Linked DNA regions of Homo sapiens: regions 1, 2, 3 and 5 are each linked to region 4. Evidence: chromatin contacts called from ENCODE Hi-C or POLR2A ChIA-PET data. All regions are on one chromosome and are shown on one strand. The core of a region is the stretch at or near the end of the contact, and the rest is flanking DNA. Distances in the headings are between cores, read along the strand shown.

The links. A loop is a pair of places that touch in the nucleus more often than their neighbours do. ChIA-PET counts read pairs that join two places held with the same protein, here RNA polymerase II (POLR2A). Pooled maps may share reads with other maps.
Region 1: a map of heart left ventricle shows a loop between it and region 4 (10-fold over the local background). The contact joins the promoter of GTPBP1 here to the promoter of ATF4 in region 4. A Hi-C loop is called at or near these places in 2 of 168 maps with a recorded cell type or tissue (CD8-positive, alpha-beta T cell and heart left ventricle), 6 of 37 single-sample maps with no recorded cell type and 20 of 50 pooled maps. POLR2A ChIA-PET finds 5 or more read pairs at or near these places in 6 of 52 experiments (A673, OCI-LY7, PC-9 and 3 more).
Region 2: a pooled map shows a loop between it and region 4 (4-fold over the local background). The contact joins the promoter of APOBEC3B here to the promoter of ATF4 in region 4. A Hi-C loop is called at or near these places in 2 of 37 single-sample maps with no recorded cell type and 6 of 50 pooled maps.
Region 3: a loop to region 4 is called in a pooled map, with 2.5 times the contacts of the local background. The contact joins the enhancer-like site here to the promoter of ATF4 in region 4. A Hi-C loop is called at or near these places in 4 of 168 maps with a recorded cell type or tissue (HAP-1, dorsolateral prefrontal cortex, mammary epithelial cell and 1 more) and 11 of 50 pooled maps. POLR2A ChIA-PET finds 5 or more read pairs at or near these places in 2 of 52 experiments (activated CD4-positive, alpha-beta T cell and naive thymus-derived CD4-positive, alpha-beta T cell).
Region 5: a pooled map shows a loop between it and region 4 (7-fold over the local background). The contact joins the promoter of DMC1 here to the promoter of ATF4 in region 4. A Hi-C loop is called at or near these places in 1 of 168 maps with a recorded cell type or tissue (ascending aorta) and 4 of 50 pooled maps. POLR2A ChIA-PET finds 5 or more read pairs at or near these places in 1 of 52 experiments (RWPE1).

Annotation. Positions count from the first base shown.
Region 1 is chr22:38,704,694-38,707,393 of GRCh38, reverse strand. GTPBP1 (GTP binding protein 1) reads right to left here and starts at 1,450. Exons shown (of 12, transcript NM_004286.5): 1 at 1,247-1,450. The coding sequence starts at 1,438. RefSeq lists silencers at 802-941, 1,122-1,531, 1,852-2,001 and enhancers at 635-1,320, 1,622-1,771, 1,321-2,006, 2,007-2,692.
Region 2 is chr22:38,981,075-38,983,774 of GRCh38, reverse strand. APOBEC3B (apolipoprotein B mRNA editing enzyme catalytic subunit 3B) reads right to left here and starts at 1,428. Exons shown (of 8, transcript NM_004900.5): 1 at 1,305-1,428. The coding sequence starts at 1,321. RefSeq lists a silencer at 1,245-1,294.
Region 3 is chr22:40,203,175-40,205,874 of GRCh38, reverse strand. All of the region lies in intron 1 of TNRC6B (trinucleotide repeat containing adaptor 6B), which reads right to left. Among named protein-coding and RNA genes, the nearest start is that of TNRC6B, 27 kb to the right of the region's middle. Within about 2 kb of position 1,359, at least 9 of the 41 ENCODE cell types and tissues checked have a DNase peak (open chromatin) inside an H3K27ac peak, as active enhancers do; they include sigmoid colon, where a contact is called at or near this core.
Region 4 is chr22:39,519,199-39,521,898 of GRCh38, reverse strand. It overlaps ATF4 (activating transcription factor 4), which reads right to left and starts at 1,337. Exons shown (of 3, transcript NM_182810.3): 1 at 1,148-1,337; 2 at 228-545; 3 at 1-126. The coding sequence starts at 453. RefSeq lists enhancers at 860-909, 1,270-1,419 and a silencer at 1,800-1,999.
Region 5 is chr22:38,568,774-38,571,473 of GRCh38, reverse strand. It overlaps DMC1 (DNA meiotic recombinase 1), which reads left to right and starts at 1,291. Exons shown (of 14, transcript NM_007068.4): 1 at 1,291-1,431. LOC105373031 (a long non-coding RNA gene) reads right to left here and starts at 974. Exons shown (of 2, transcript NR_134627.1): 1 at 880-974; 2 at 116-721. RefSeq lists enhancers at 556-605, 192-702 and a silencer at 1,006-1,295.

The DNA.
Region 1 (2,700 bases), core at 201-2,700, 810 kb after region 4:
GTTGAAAATAACTTGCTTAGGTTGCAGGGAAAGTTCCTCCCCAGTTTAGGACCAAGTTTCATGCAAATTTGCCGCCATAAACTATAAAAAGTCACAAACATTTTCAAAGCTGGATAAAATGTCTATCGTAACTATCCTACAAATGTAAGTGGTGGTATTGGTGTTCTATCTTTCACCCACTGCTATTTAATCTGCACAGGAAATTAGGAACTATCTCGTTCACTTCAAACATTTACTGAGTCTCTAGTATGCATCAGGCACTATTAGGTGTCTTCTTAAATATTTCTAATTTTTACAACCCATCTGTACTTTCTTAAGATGAGGTGGTTGGAGAACTGAAAGGTTAAGAAACTTTCCCAACGTCACAGAGCCTTTCGATGGTAGGGCAGGAAAGGGAACCCAGCCCTGTCTGACTCCCAAGTTGGCATTCTTTCCCTAAGGAACGTTAAGCACCTTCAAAACACCAGTCACATCTTGTATTTACTTTTCTATTCTTCACAATGTCAAGCCGTTGGCGAGGCCTTAATTCCTGCCTACCTTCTCGACAGCTCAAAAAACACGGTTTTAAACGTCCTTCACTGCTCCACTCATACAAGATGAGCTTCCACTCACAGGATAGCGAGACTAAGGAGCCTGACCATCTTTCCATTTTGTTTCGGGTGGCCTCGAAAAGTAGACATTCTCGGACATGCTCCTCCCCAGCTGAGCGACTACTTTCTGTTTCCTTTCCCGAGTCTGGGAAGAGACGCGGCGGCCACCCTGCCCTGGCCTCCGACTACCTGTCTTCATGAGCGTCTCGGCCCCCTGCCCGGGCCCCCTCGCCCCTCTGCTGTCCCGCGCGGTCCAGGGAGAGGAGACTCTCGGTCTCCGAATCCCCTCAAGTGGGGACCCGAAGAACGGGGAGGGGCACTGAGCGGGGACAGGGAACGCGCGGAGCGCAGCTGGCATCGGGCGCCCCCGTTCCACGTGGCAGAGCCGAGGGGTTACGATCTCGGCGGGAGACGGGAGGGCGGGAGGCTGGGTTGGCGACGCGGGGGAGCCAAGGTGGGTGCGGGGACCATGGGGACGGCCCCTCGCGCCGCGAACCCCCGCACGTCCCGGAGACTAGCAGGTGGGCGGGCTCGGCCCCTTCTTCCCGTTCCGCGCTCCCCGCGGACAGGGCGGCCGCTGGCCCCGCCGTCGCCCGGGAGACTGCTCGGCCAGCCGCCCGCTCCCCTCAGCGCCCGCCGCCGCCGCCCGGGCCTACCTTGCTGGTGAGGTCCAGCTCTGGCTCGCCGTTGAGCGCCTCGCCGTCCTCGCTGCAGTCCGAGTCAAAGCCGCCGTGGAGTCGGGCGGCGGCCGCCGCGGCCCTGGCCGCCCCCGGGGAGCTGGGCTCGGGGGCGAACATAGAGGCCGGGACCGGCGAGTCCATCGCGGAGCGACTGCGCTCCGTCGCCATCTTTAATAACTTAGGCTAATTCGTAGCCGGCTTCCCTCCCTCCCAGGCTCATTTGACTAATCTATGCACAGAGCCCCGCCCCGCTCCTTATCGGAATAATTTATGCAAAACTCCAGCCGCGTACTGGGTGACACGTACCTCTAGCTAAGAAACAGTCGACTAGGCCTCTCAGCCACCAATCCCTGCAGAGCTTTCAAGTACCTAATGAATAATTAATGAGGCCCAAATCCCAACAACAAATGTCTGAGACGTCACGCGCCCTGCTCCCAGCTTGGGAGGGGGCAGTACCGAGTCCCCGCTACCCGCCTGAAGCCTTCCCGCCAACGGAAGCAGAGAAGTGTCTGACTGACACAGCAGCCATCCAATGAGGAGAGAAATACAAACAACGTTACTCGTCAACGCCCCTTCACTCTCCTTGTTTCCAGAGGCGGTACTAAGCCTGCAAATCTTACTGCAAAACAGTAGGCGCTGTAAGCCTTCCGATGACGGACAAGGGCAGGACCCAATCGAGTCATAGAACAGGTCCCGCGCCTGGACCTGCTCATGGAGATAGTAAACTGCAAAATGAGCCTCCCACTCGATTCAGTGACTGAGGCAGTTGCTGGAACGCCGATGTCCAACGTGCTGGCATGCTCCAGGCAACTTTAATAGTAGGATCGATGCTGTAAGTTCCAAGAGTTGTAATACTATAGCAGCCAGAGTGAGGCAATAATTAAATGCTGACCTTAGGGAGAATTCTCCATTCACTGCCTTTGCGGAGGCAATCACACGAACTAAAAACAGAGGCAAGCAGCTAAAATTAAAAGCCAAAAAACACCTCACCACTTTTGTGGTGAACTGCTAAACCGAAATCTAGGGTCTCATAAGGTAGTTTCCTATGGATTATTTTTCCAGTGTCATCAGTTGTGAAAAGCCCCAACCCAAAATGCCATCAACACACGTTTTAGTGTCTTGAATTCCTGTTTCAAAAGCCGGAAAAGCCTAGGCCGTCATTGTTTGGCGAAATTAGGGATTAACCAACGTCTATGAATGTCGGCCTTGGCCACTCGAACCAGGCATCAAGCAAACAAGAGCATGTTTGAGAAGATAAGGAATCCAAGACTTAGGGTTTGGACCTAAACCCTAAATCTTTAGTGAGCAAGTGGCAGGATTGAAAATGGCTTTCAGTTTTGGGGATCTACCTGAGAAGAAAGAGACAGTCTCTTCTTGTCCCTGTTTTCCACTACTATCAAGTCTTATTTGCACAAACACAGCTGGGAATC
Region 2 (2,700 bases), core at 179-2,678, 540 kb after region 4:
AAAAGAGAATAAAACCCTTCACCCCTAAAAAATAGCTTTTAACCTTTCAGCTCAATTCCTTCCTGATGTTTCACTCTGCGTGTTAACATTATTTTAAAATCATGGTAGAACTGAATTCTGAGGCCCAGGCCACTCTTCTAAGTGCTGAGCGGGTGTGAGCTCACGTGAGGCTACCCTAGGCCTGCAGGGGCCATTCCCATCTTACAGAGGAGATGCCAGAGGCACAGAGAGGCGGGGTAACCTGCCGAGGCCACAGAGCTGGGGACGGATGGAGCAGGGGCCCCTTTCCAGGCCAGCCCTGTCCAGCCTCTGCATCACGGATCCTGTAGGAGAAAGCTGTTGGGGACTGGGCTCTCTTTTCACTAAATTTTAAAATCAGAGCATTTCTCCTCATCATTGCACTTTTTTCCCACATTCTCACATTCCATGTTACTGATCATGTTCTTTCTTTTTTTTTTTGATGAAGTCTCACTCTGTCGCCCAGGCTGGAGTGCAGTGGCATGATCTCAGCTCACTGCAACCTCCACCTCCCAGGTTCAAGCAATTCTCCTGCCTAAACCTCCTGAGTATCTGGGACTAGAGATGCGCCACCATGCCTGGCTAATTTTTGTATGTTTTTTAGTAGAGACGGGGTTTCACCATATGGGCCAGGTTGGTCTCAAACTCCCGACCTCATGATCCGCCCGCCTTGGCCTCCCAAAGTGTTGGGATTACAAGTGTGAGCCACCACGCTCAACCACTGGTCATGTTCTAAAAGATGAAGAGTGACCTTGGAGTGGAACCTGTCTGGGGACATCTGCTCACCATGGAGTCATCCTTGGATGACACGATTTATCATGTGCTTCAGAGACCATTCCTACCCCCGCACCCTCTCCTAAGACTTTGTATTTAAGCAAAGTAATTCTTACAGAAATTTCATCAAAACACTGAGAACAAAAATGCCTGATTGCTCCAATTACCCTTTGGTTCAATTCTCCCAGTTTCTGAGCTCAGGAGTGGCAGGAAGCACACAGAGGGAGCACCCTCCCAGGGCGGGGAGCACCAGTCCGGGCATGACTTTAAGGGAGAGTCTCAGCACGGGGCCTGGGCTGGTGCAGGTAGGGGAGGCAGCCCATTCAGAAGCAGCAGTGGGGTGACCACACAGCAGGACAAAGAGCCTGACTGGGATTCGTGTGGCAGGGGAGCCAGAGGGGAGGGAGCCCAGGGCTGGGGCAGGGGCGGGGGGAGGCCAGGGTTGAGGCCCAGCAGGACCACCAGGCAGGAAGGGGCAGGAGGGGCCCAGCAGGCAGAGTGGGCAGCGGTACCTGATCTGTGGATTCATGTTCAGCCTCTTAGATACGCTTGTCCCTGTCCCGCTCTTTTTTTGAAGCTCTGTGGTTTCACTTCCTGCTTACAGCGTCCTTGCAGTTGGACAGCCCTCCTTAAAGTGACCTCCCAGGGCCTTATGAGTCATGGCCCCTCCCCATTCCTGCTCAGGCATTGGTGTGGGAGGCCCCGGGGTGCTTCATGTTTCTCTGGCTCTGGCTCTGGCTCTGGTTTTCCCCGGACCCTTCCCGCTGGCAGAGGAACCTCCAATAAAGACAGGCTGCTCTGTCTTTATCTGTCCTGGGCAGGACCCAACGGAATTGCAAAGAGAAAGAGAAAGGCATTGCAGCCTGAGCCTGGGAGGCGGGTCCAGACCCAGCTGAGAGAGGGGCAGGTGCCCCGTTGCCTGGTGGTTGGGCAGGCTGGAGCCCCCTCTCCACCACCCCCTCCCCAGCCCTAATGTGTGCCCAGAGCTTTGAGCAGCACCACCCTGTTGAGTGAGGGGAGGTTTTGAGACTCCAGTGGGGAAGGAAGTGTGGACTCCGCACAGCACAAGGGAAGGCTTAGGTGTGCCTCGAGTTCCCAGCTGTGTGCTGGGTCCATGGCATGCGTCCCCTCTTCCAACCTCCCAGCTTCCAGAAGGTGGGGGGCAGGTCAGCCCCTCAGAGGGACTGCGATGTCTGCGACACCAAGGAAGGGAGAAGGGTGTCTATAAACAGGCTCACTGCCCAGGGACCTCTCAAGGGGTTCTTTGTGGGCCAAGAAAACGGGAAACACATACACACACAGCTTTCTGATTATTTAAGTCCATCTAAGCATATTTTGGAGGAATGAATGTACATTGAAATAATCTTCCTAAATAGATTCCTTTAAGGGGAGTTTGTTCCAGCTGGAGAAGTTGTGCTCTCTGTAGAGGCTCTGAACTCCTCTGGCTACGACGACGGGAATGCAGACAGGGAGGAGGATGCGTGGGTGGTAGGGGGAGCAGCAGCGCCCCTACCTGCACAGAAGCTTGTCCAACCTCTGCACAAAGCGGACTCCCAGTGGTTGTTTTTGGAAGGTGAGTTTTCTTTTCTTTCTTTTTTTTTTTTTAAATCTTCCCCAGTATAAATCTTTTAATTTAAAAGTAAATTTTATTGTCGAAAATGCAAACTTGGGGAGGGCAGAAAGATCACACACAGGGCTGTCACTTCACACCTGGGGGGTTGCTGGGAGCCGTCCAGAAGCGCTCCTCACTTCCCAGACGGTGCGGGGGCCGTCCAGAGGCGCTCCTCACTTCCCAGACGGTGCGGGGGCTGGGCAGAGGCGCTCCTTACTTCCCAGACGGTGGGACAGCCAGGCAGAGGCGCTCCTCTGGAAGGTGAAGTTTTCTGTTGCCGTCAGAAAGAGATGGAC
Region 3 (2,700 bases), core at 110-2,609, 680 kb before region 4:
CTTTCCCAATAATCAAAATCCCTTCTGGCTGCCTAAATTCACTTGGTGGGTTCTGCCAATCAAAGTAGCATTGAAACTTACTGCACTTGTGGATTCAAAACTACTGTTCTGATTAATTTATAATAAAATGCTCTCCAGATGATAAACACTCAACACTTTCAATTACATTTTTAAAGTAATTAGATAATACAGTAAACCAAGAATGTCATAAAACTAGTATTACTGTTAGGCAGTGGTAGTTTCCAGATATTTTTTCAATTACTTTCTTAAAAATGCTCAATGCTTAACTGTCAATTTTCAGATTAATGACTCATTTTCAAGATTCAGTAATGGACTTCACCTAGATCCCAAAGCTTCTAGGTTGATGATGATTAGTGTTTCTATGGACAAACCAACAGTGAACCATTCTAGTGATTTTCAGTAATTACATTAATATATATCTAAATTCTTTCTTAATCTATAAGCCACAGAATCAGCATATCTAGAATACCAGTAATCTTCTGACCTTAGCCAATACCAAGTAATCCCTTTTCAGTACTGGTGCACAAAACTTTGGTCTCACCTTATATTAATGGATAATCTGTGAACACCATCTACTTAATTACATTTGTTTGCTTACTACAATGCTACAAATATTTATTAAACTTCTACTAAGTGCTTGAGGTAATCAGTGAATGCAACAGACAAAAGATCCTGACAATTTTCACTATGAGGTGGGAACTCAGCACACTCCAGTGTGGCCCAGTAGTGGTCAGGAACAGTTGATCAATTTATTAGATCACATCTGTGGAACACACCTGAGATTATCATTGTGAAAATTAACATATGTTAGGCAAACTGCTCTTAGCTACATAGTTGTATACTGTCTTCAAAATGGAAAAACTAAACCATGATGTTCAGTAAGATAAAAATGTACCTGTACTTTCACAATAATAACTGATGAAAGTGTTTAATGTCATTAATTTCACTGGATAAGTGAAATTGAAGGTTAGAAACCAACTACATTTTTCCTATGCCCATTTTAGTGAACTGTTGGTATCACTATAAAAACCAAGTAATTGGCAACTTATTAAAAATAGAAAAAGCAGCAGCAGCAGCAGAGACAGAACAATGGCAGGTGGCCTAAGTACAGCAGAGCTTCTTAGTAGCCGCAGGCAGCTCTGTCACTACCAGAGTCAATTATTCTCACAGAAGAGCATCAAGGAGGCCAGGCAGCCCCCCTGGGTCAGTTACACATGTATCATTTAGAGATAACATCCTGCTTACAAATAGTGGTGCAAACATTGAAACCCAAGTTCCACAACTGCTTTTGCAACACATAAAATTTACGCTCGCTAGTCACTTGTTAGCATTTTTGGAATGCAGTGGGACAGAGGAAGCAGAAGGTCAAGCCCGTAGCCAGGAAAATGTACACTGTCTGGACTCTGTTAGTCCCTGGGGACTAGAGTGGCAGGGGATGAATCTGGAATGACTGGCCCTGGCTACTGGCCACAGCATCCCAACAAAGGCAAAAAAAATTGAACCTACATGCCTGGTTTATCCCAATGGTCCGTGAATAAATGCCAGAGGCTTACATTTCACAGGACTGACCAAAATTCACAAGTATGTAAAAAGTTCCTGCCCTATACCTCCTTTTCCTATAATTAAACAACAAAGAACCCACAGAGTCTGAACACAGTACAGATGGCTTATGAAATACAAACGACAAAATATTCATATCCTCTAAAAATTAAAGAGATGTGGTGGCATATAAAGACACAGAGTTAAGTATTTTGCTCAAAACTCTGCATTATAAAATGTTTCTCCTTTCTCTTTGCTGTCTTTTTGATTCGCTTTTATTTATTAAGAAGCGAATAGGGATGAAAAGTAGAGGGCTGAGGAAGGTGATGCTATTTGGGTGGGGAGATGGAGAGAAGGAAAACTGAAGGAGGAAAGAAAAAGCAAAATAGACACATCATAAAGGGCAATAAAAGAACAACTAGAGGCCCACGCCGATGCTGGACACCCTCCTCCCTCTCTGACTAACAGCCCGAACCCTTTTAGCATTCTACATCACCGAACCCTTAGAAAGATGGGGCTAGAATATTCAGTGGTTCCTGAAGGTACTTCTCAGCAGCACCTGCCATGTGGCAGGAAATGAAAACAAAACAAAACAAAATTGGCAGAAGCAGAAGGCCTCACCACACGATTCTGTTCTGATGACTGAACCTCAGGCTGTATAAGGAAAGAAAACACTTGGTCTCAAAACTTCATTTTAAATACAGAGCTTATTATAACTAAAGAATTACCATAAGTGGTATCTATCAAAGTAATCAAAGAGTTTTTTAGGCTGTTTTCCCAATTCTATTTTACCTTCTTCAGTTTTCCTTCTCTCCATCTCCCCACCCAAATAGCACCCAAATGTACAAAATTTGTACATTTTTGCATTTTTATGACATACCTGGAAGAGATTAAAGCAGACGCAAGGAGTACTCTCATGAAGGTGACTTTTGTTACGGAAGGGCAAATGGCAGGACATGAAATGATGGAAAGAGCAAAGTGGGTCATAGAACCAGAAACAACCCTGGTGGGAATCCATTAAGGGGGTGGGCCAGACCCTGGACAGGGGTAAGCCTGGCATGCTGTGACATATTAGGTCTTTGCAGAGTGTCCTGACACCTGGCTGGGAAGCACCCATAGCTTAGAACCAAAAATATGTTT
Region 4 (2,700 bases), core at 88-2,587:
CATCCAACGTGGTCAGAAGGTCATCTGGCATGGTTTCCAGGTCATCTATACCCAACAGGGCATCCAAGTCGAACTCCTTCAAATCCATTTTCTCCAACATCCAATCTGTCCCGGAGAAGGCATCCTCTGCAAAACATTTGAGTGATGGGGCCAAGTGAGTCAGATACAAAGGTAGGAGGCCCCTAACCCTAGATCCCACCAGGACGATGTGGTGGTGGCCCACTCACCCTTGCTGTTGTTGGAGGGACTGACCAACCCATCCACAGCCAGCCATTCGGAGGAGCCCGCCTTAGCCTTGTCGCTGGAGAACCCATGAGGTTTGAAGTGCTTGGCCACCTCCAGGTAATCATCTAAGAGACCTAGGCTTTCTTCAGCCCCCAAACCCGACTGGTCGAAGGGGGACATCAAGTCCCCCACCAACACCTCGCTGCTCAGGAAGCTCATTTCGGTCATGTTGCGGTGCTTTGCTGGAATCGAGGAATGTGCTTAATTCGAAGGTGTCTTTGTCGGTTACAGCAACGCTGCTGCTGAATGCCGTGAGAAGCCTGAATGAGAATCAGAAGCCAACTCCCATTAGAGGTTAGCTGTTCTGAGAATTTCATCCTTCCACTTATGAGGCGGGACTTCTCTAGATCGGCCATCTAGAGAATCGGGAACAGGGCAGTTGTATTTGCCCCTCCCTGCTTGCAACTCAGGTTCCACAAAATGGACGCTCACGGAGACCAGGGGATTCTTCCACCGGCCGCCAAGAGGAAAGCGCTCCGTCCCCACGTCCAAATACGGCCAGGGCGGCCGCGCCCCGCCCACCGCCCGCCCTTGACTCACGCCCGCGCCGCCGCCCTGCCGCCGCCATCTTGGTTCCTGCCACGTTTCGTGGGGCAACAGCCAAGACCCCTGGGACCCTTGCGGGGCTCGGGGTCCGAGGGCTGTAGGGCTCCTGGGGAAGCAGTCCGGGCACCCGACTACGCTTTCCCGATCCCAGGCACGCGAGCGTCTCGGGGACACCCAAGCAAAGACCACGCGTCCCGGGCGCTCGTTAAATCGCTTCCCCCTTGGCGGCACCGCCCTGGCCCCAGGCCGCACCCCACCAATCCAAAACCCGCGCCGGCCCCAGGAGCACAGCTGGACGACCCGCCCCGGTACTCACGCCATGGCTTAAGCCGCTGGGGGTTGCCGCTGCAGAGCCTGGTGCTGCTGCCGCCGCTGCAAAGGCCAATGCTGCCGCAGGCACTGCTGCCCCTAATACGCCATGGTGGCCGTGGACCCTGAGGGCGGGGAGGAGGGAAAACGCACACGCGCAGAGAAAACTACATCTGTGGGCGGGCAAAGTAGAAATGGCTGCCGTGGCCGCCCGCCGGCCCTTTATAGACTTCGTCTCTATGGGGACGCAGCACAGACGCATCCTTCCGCCGCGACCACGTGACCGTCTCCTCCCGCCCGCTCCCTTCCCTCCCTCCCTTTGACGCCCCAACCGTTTATGCCCAGGGCGTAGCTGTGACGAGAAAAGGAGTTTGTTCTTATGGCCTCACGAAAGGAGAGAGGTGTACTACTTTACTAGGCTTCTATGATCAGAGTCCGTTCTTTCCTTCGCCGCCGGAGCGCGGAGTGATCTCCCAGACACGCCTCGCTTCCGGTGTCAGCGCAGTGGGCGGGGAAAGGTCGTTTTCCGGCGAAGAGTTTTTATTGTGAAGGCCGAGGACGCCAGGTTATCGCGCGAGGTGCTGGCGAAGAGCGCGCGTCAAGGTGATTGGCCCAGGCCCGGTGAATCATATATATCTCGAGCTCTTATTGGCTCAGGGCCCTAGATGGGCGGCTGCTGGGAGAGGGATCCCGGGGTCCGCGTGGGAAGGGTTGGGGTCTCGGGTCGCTGCTAGTCCTCAGCCAGCCCCGCCTGCTGGCCCGCCACGATCGCGCTGGCTCCTGCCCCCAGGCGGCCTTAGCCCAGCGCACCCCTTAGTGGCCTCAGGGACCAGCCCTTGCGGTCGGATCCCGCCGCCCTCAGTGGAGGTCCGCACTGGTGGCCCCGCCGCCGCTCCCAGCCTGCGCGTCCTTCGGTTGCGGGTGGTGATTTGTGGCCTGCGGAAACCGGGGGGTTACCTGTTCCAAGCCTGAGTTTTCCAGAGGCCCCATTCATAGCCGACACGGCGCTGCTGCCCCCGGGAGGTTGAAGGGGCCTCGAGAGGGCGCGCCGGGCCTGTCCACCTACCCCCAAAGGCCGGCTGAGTCTGCATGGCTCCTCCTAAACTCTGGAAAGGAGCCGGGAAGACGCGCCGTCCTGTCGCCCAACCTGGGTTTTTACAATTTTCATCCGGCTCAAGTGCAAGGCTGCCACAGAATAGCATCATAGAGGAACTTCTGGTGTCCGAAGATTGCGTTCTCCTAAGAACAAGATTTTCTTCGCTGCCGTCTCCCTGGGGTAGTTCGGATTCACTCCGGATTCTGAACTCCCCGGCCTAACCCGCTTTTCAGCAGTCACGCCCATGGCCCAGGGAGGAGAGGCGCTTGGGAACCCACGGCCACTTACTGGGGGTTGTGCGTTGGGAAGGGGTAGTCTGTTTTAAGAATACAAGAAACCTCCCCATCATCCTTCAGCCCCTTCCAGTCAGGCCCTGTGAAGGTGGAAACTTTGAGTTTCCGCCTCCATTTCACTGGGCCACACAAGTATGAGCGCTGTGATATCAAACAACCAGGGAAGCACTG
Region 5 (2,700 bases), core at 42-2,541, 950 kb after region 4:
TCTTTGCAGCTCTTCTGTAGACTGTTGATGTCTTCACCTAACGAGTTGCTCAAAAGTTCCCATAATTATTTAGGTGAGGCCTCAGAGCGAAAGCCTTTCACCACTATCCAGTTCCTCCCCCAAATGGGCATTCATCTCCATATAACAAGGACGACTGTGTTTGGGGGAAAATAACAGATTTGGAAGCACAATGGCAGTTATTTGTTGGCTCTTAAAACAATCCACCTGTTGGGGGGGTGCGTCCTACACAAAATGCCAACTGCTATTGTGGGAATGTTTTGCTATTTATTCCACCAAAATGATTCAGACAGAAAAAACAAAAAGGATCGCCCTGTACTAGGTCTTGAACCCAAAGAACTGTTTGCACAGAGATTCATCCAAGATACATCACAGCCTCCACCTCGGCAGCTGCTCTCTCAAATGTTTCCTGACTCTCCCCAAGTCAGTCTCCGCGTGAGGGGAGGAGGAGGATGCTGCCAGCGATGGCGCTGCTGGCACGAAGGCTGGCCTGCGACTTCTATTTAAAAGCTGAACCAAAATATACTTGGCGTCTGTGGTCTATTTAAAACTTCAAGTTAAGACAGAGAAAAAATTACTCTCCATCCTGAATGGGCCTCGGGTGTCTCAATCACAGACAAGAGTGGCAAATGGTGAGAGTCAGAAAGTGGGAAATTAGGAACGCTGAGGGAGCACGGCCAAACTCTGAAGCCAGCATGAAAACCTGGAGGTGAAAAGAGAAGCCATGGGCAGCGGGGGCGGGGGGAAACGGGCCCGGATTCGACCTTCTAAGCCAAGGCTCCATCTGCAACCCTCGCGACCAAGACCTATCGCCAAAGTCAGCCACCTCTGCTCATCGCCCCTCCCCCGACTCAAGGCTACCTCCTCAGAACCCCGCCTCAGGGTCTTCTCCCGGACTTTAGCGAGGTGCTCAGCTCGAGGGACGCCCCAGCTCAACGGTCTCCCTTCAAGGCCCCGCTCCTCAGCGCGCTCCTTCCACAGCGCCCCTCCCTCCCTCCCTCCGTCATCCCAGCTCGCCACCCGCTGGGGCTCCTCTTCGTTTTCCGCGCCTCAGCCCTCGCCCCGCCCCCTCGCCCTGAGCCCCCTCCAGGCCACGCCCTCTGGTCCCCCCACCTGTGAGCCCGCTCGTTCCCCGCCCTTCGGTCTTCGCCCCGCCCCCATTGCTCCCCGCCCCTCGTCGCCCTCTGTAGGCCTGCTCCCTCCCCGCCCTTCCACCCTCACCCTGCGCCCCGCCCCGGCCCCTTGGTCCTCGCCCCGCCCTCCTCGTTTGGCGCCAAACCCTGTGGTCAACGGCGCGCGGGTCTCCAGGCTCCGTGTTCTAGGCCCGAGTTAGAATCCTGTCAGCTGAGGAGGTCGGGCGGGGCAGAGGGGCTTCACCTTGAAAATCTCGGGGAGACTGTGGGTACGAGGGGGGTAAGTGGCAAAAACGAACAGCGTGCGAAGACTCTGAGGGGACGCTCGTTTTGAGAAGGCGCGCTTCCCTTTCTCGCTCCTTTTTTGGGGTCCCTGGGCTAGTGACTTTGAGCGTTCCGCTCCGACCTTTGGGGAGGAATTTTAGTGATCTTGAGGGATTTCCAACCTCATTTTCAATCGAATCGGACCTGAGTCTAGGAGAGCCCGCCTCATCCTCCTGACCAGGGAATCCGGTGTCAGGAAAATGTCCGGCGGCCGCAGGGGGTCTGCCCAGGCCTCCTGCTGAGGGAGGCGTCGAGGGCGACCCGACCGCGCTGCTGCCCCCACCAGAGGGGACAGCTGGGTCGTCTTAAACCGGGGGATTGGGGAGCCCTACTTTCAATCCAACGGTTCAGTCTATCAACGGCTCCTTGAGAGATGGGGGACAATCTTTTCATTTCATCACGGGGAGAAGAAATGAATGCTGTTTTTCTCTTCGATGGGGACAGTAAATGTGGAATTGGGGTACTCATAGCTAGCCATCTGAAGGACAGTGTCCCCGAAGATCCCATCCGAACGGTCTCGGTTGCCTTCCATCCTTTGCCGTTTGAGGTGCTGGGTGGTAGGACCCTGCTCCTGCCTTAGTATTAATGGTTCGTTCCCTTTGTTCTAGGGTCCAACCCCTGACTTTGGTATCAAATGAGGAAATGGAATCGACCAAGAAAAATGATGATTTGGACCGCATTTTATTGTAATAAATAAACACAATCACGCCTTGTGGATTCCTGAGATTTCTTTTTGAGTCTACAATGTTAAAAACTTTAACTGCTTATCAGCCTTAATATAATATTATGATCCACCAATTTTTTTTTTTTTTTTTGAGACTGAGTCTCGCACTGTCGCCCAGGCTGGAGTGCAGTGGCATGATCTCGGCTCAGTGCAACCTCCGCCTCCCAGGTTCAAGCGATTCTCCTGCCTCAGCCTCCCAAGTAGGTGGGATTACGGGCGCCCACCACCACGCCCGGCTAATTTTTTTGTATTTTTAGTAGAGACGGGGATTGGCCAGGCTGGTCTCGAACTCCTGACCTCGTGATCTGCCTGTCTCGGCCTCCCAAAGTGCTGGGATTACAGGCATGAGCCTCCACACCCGGACCACCATATTTTTAAATCTTAAAAAAATCATGAAACTAGTAAATACTGTGAAAGAAAGTATAGCTAATGTTCTATGAAACAAAAAGGTGGATGTTACAGGAGTACCCATTCATAATCAGCAGGCAGGAAGGCATTCAT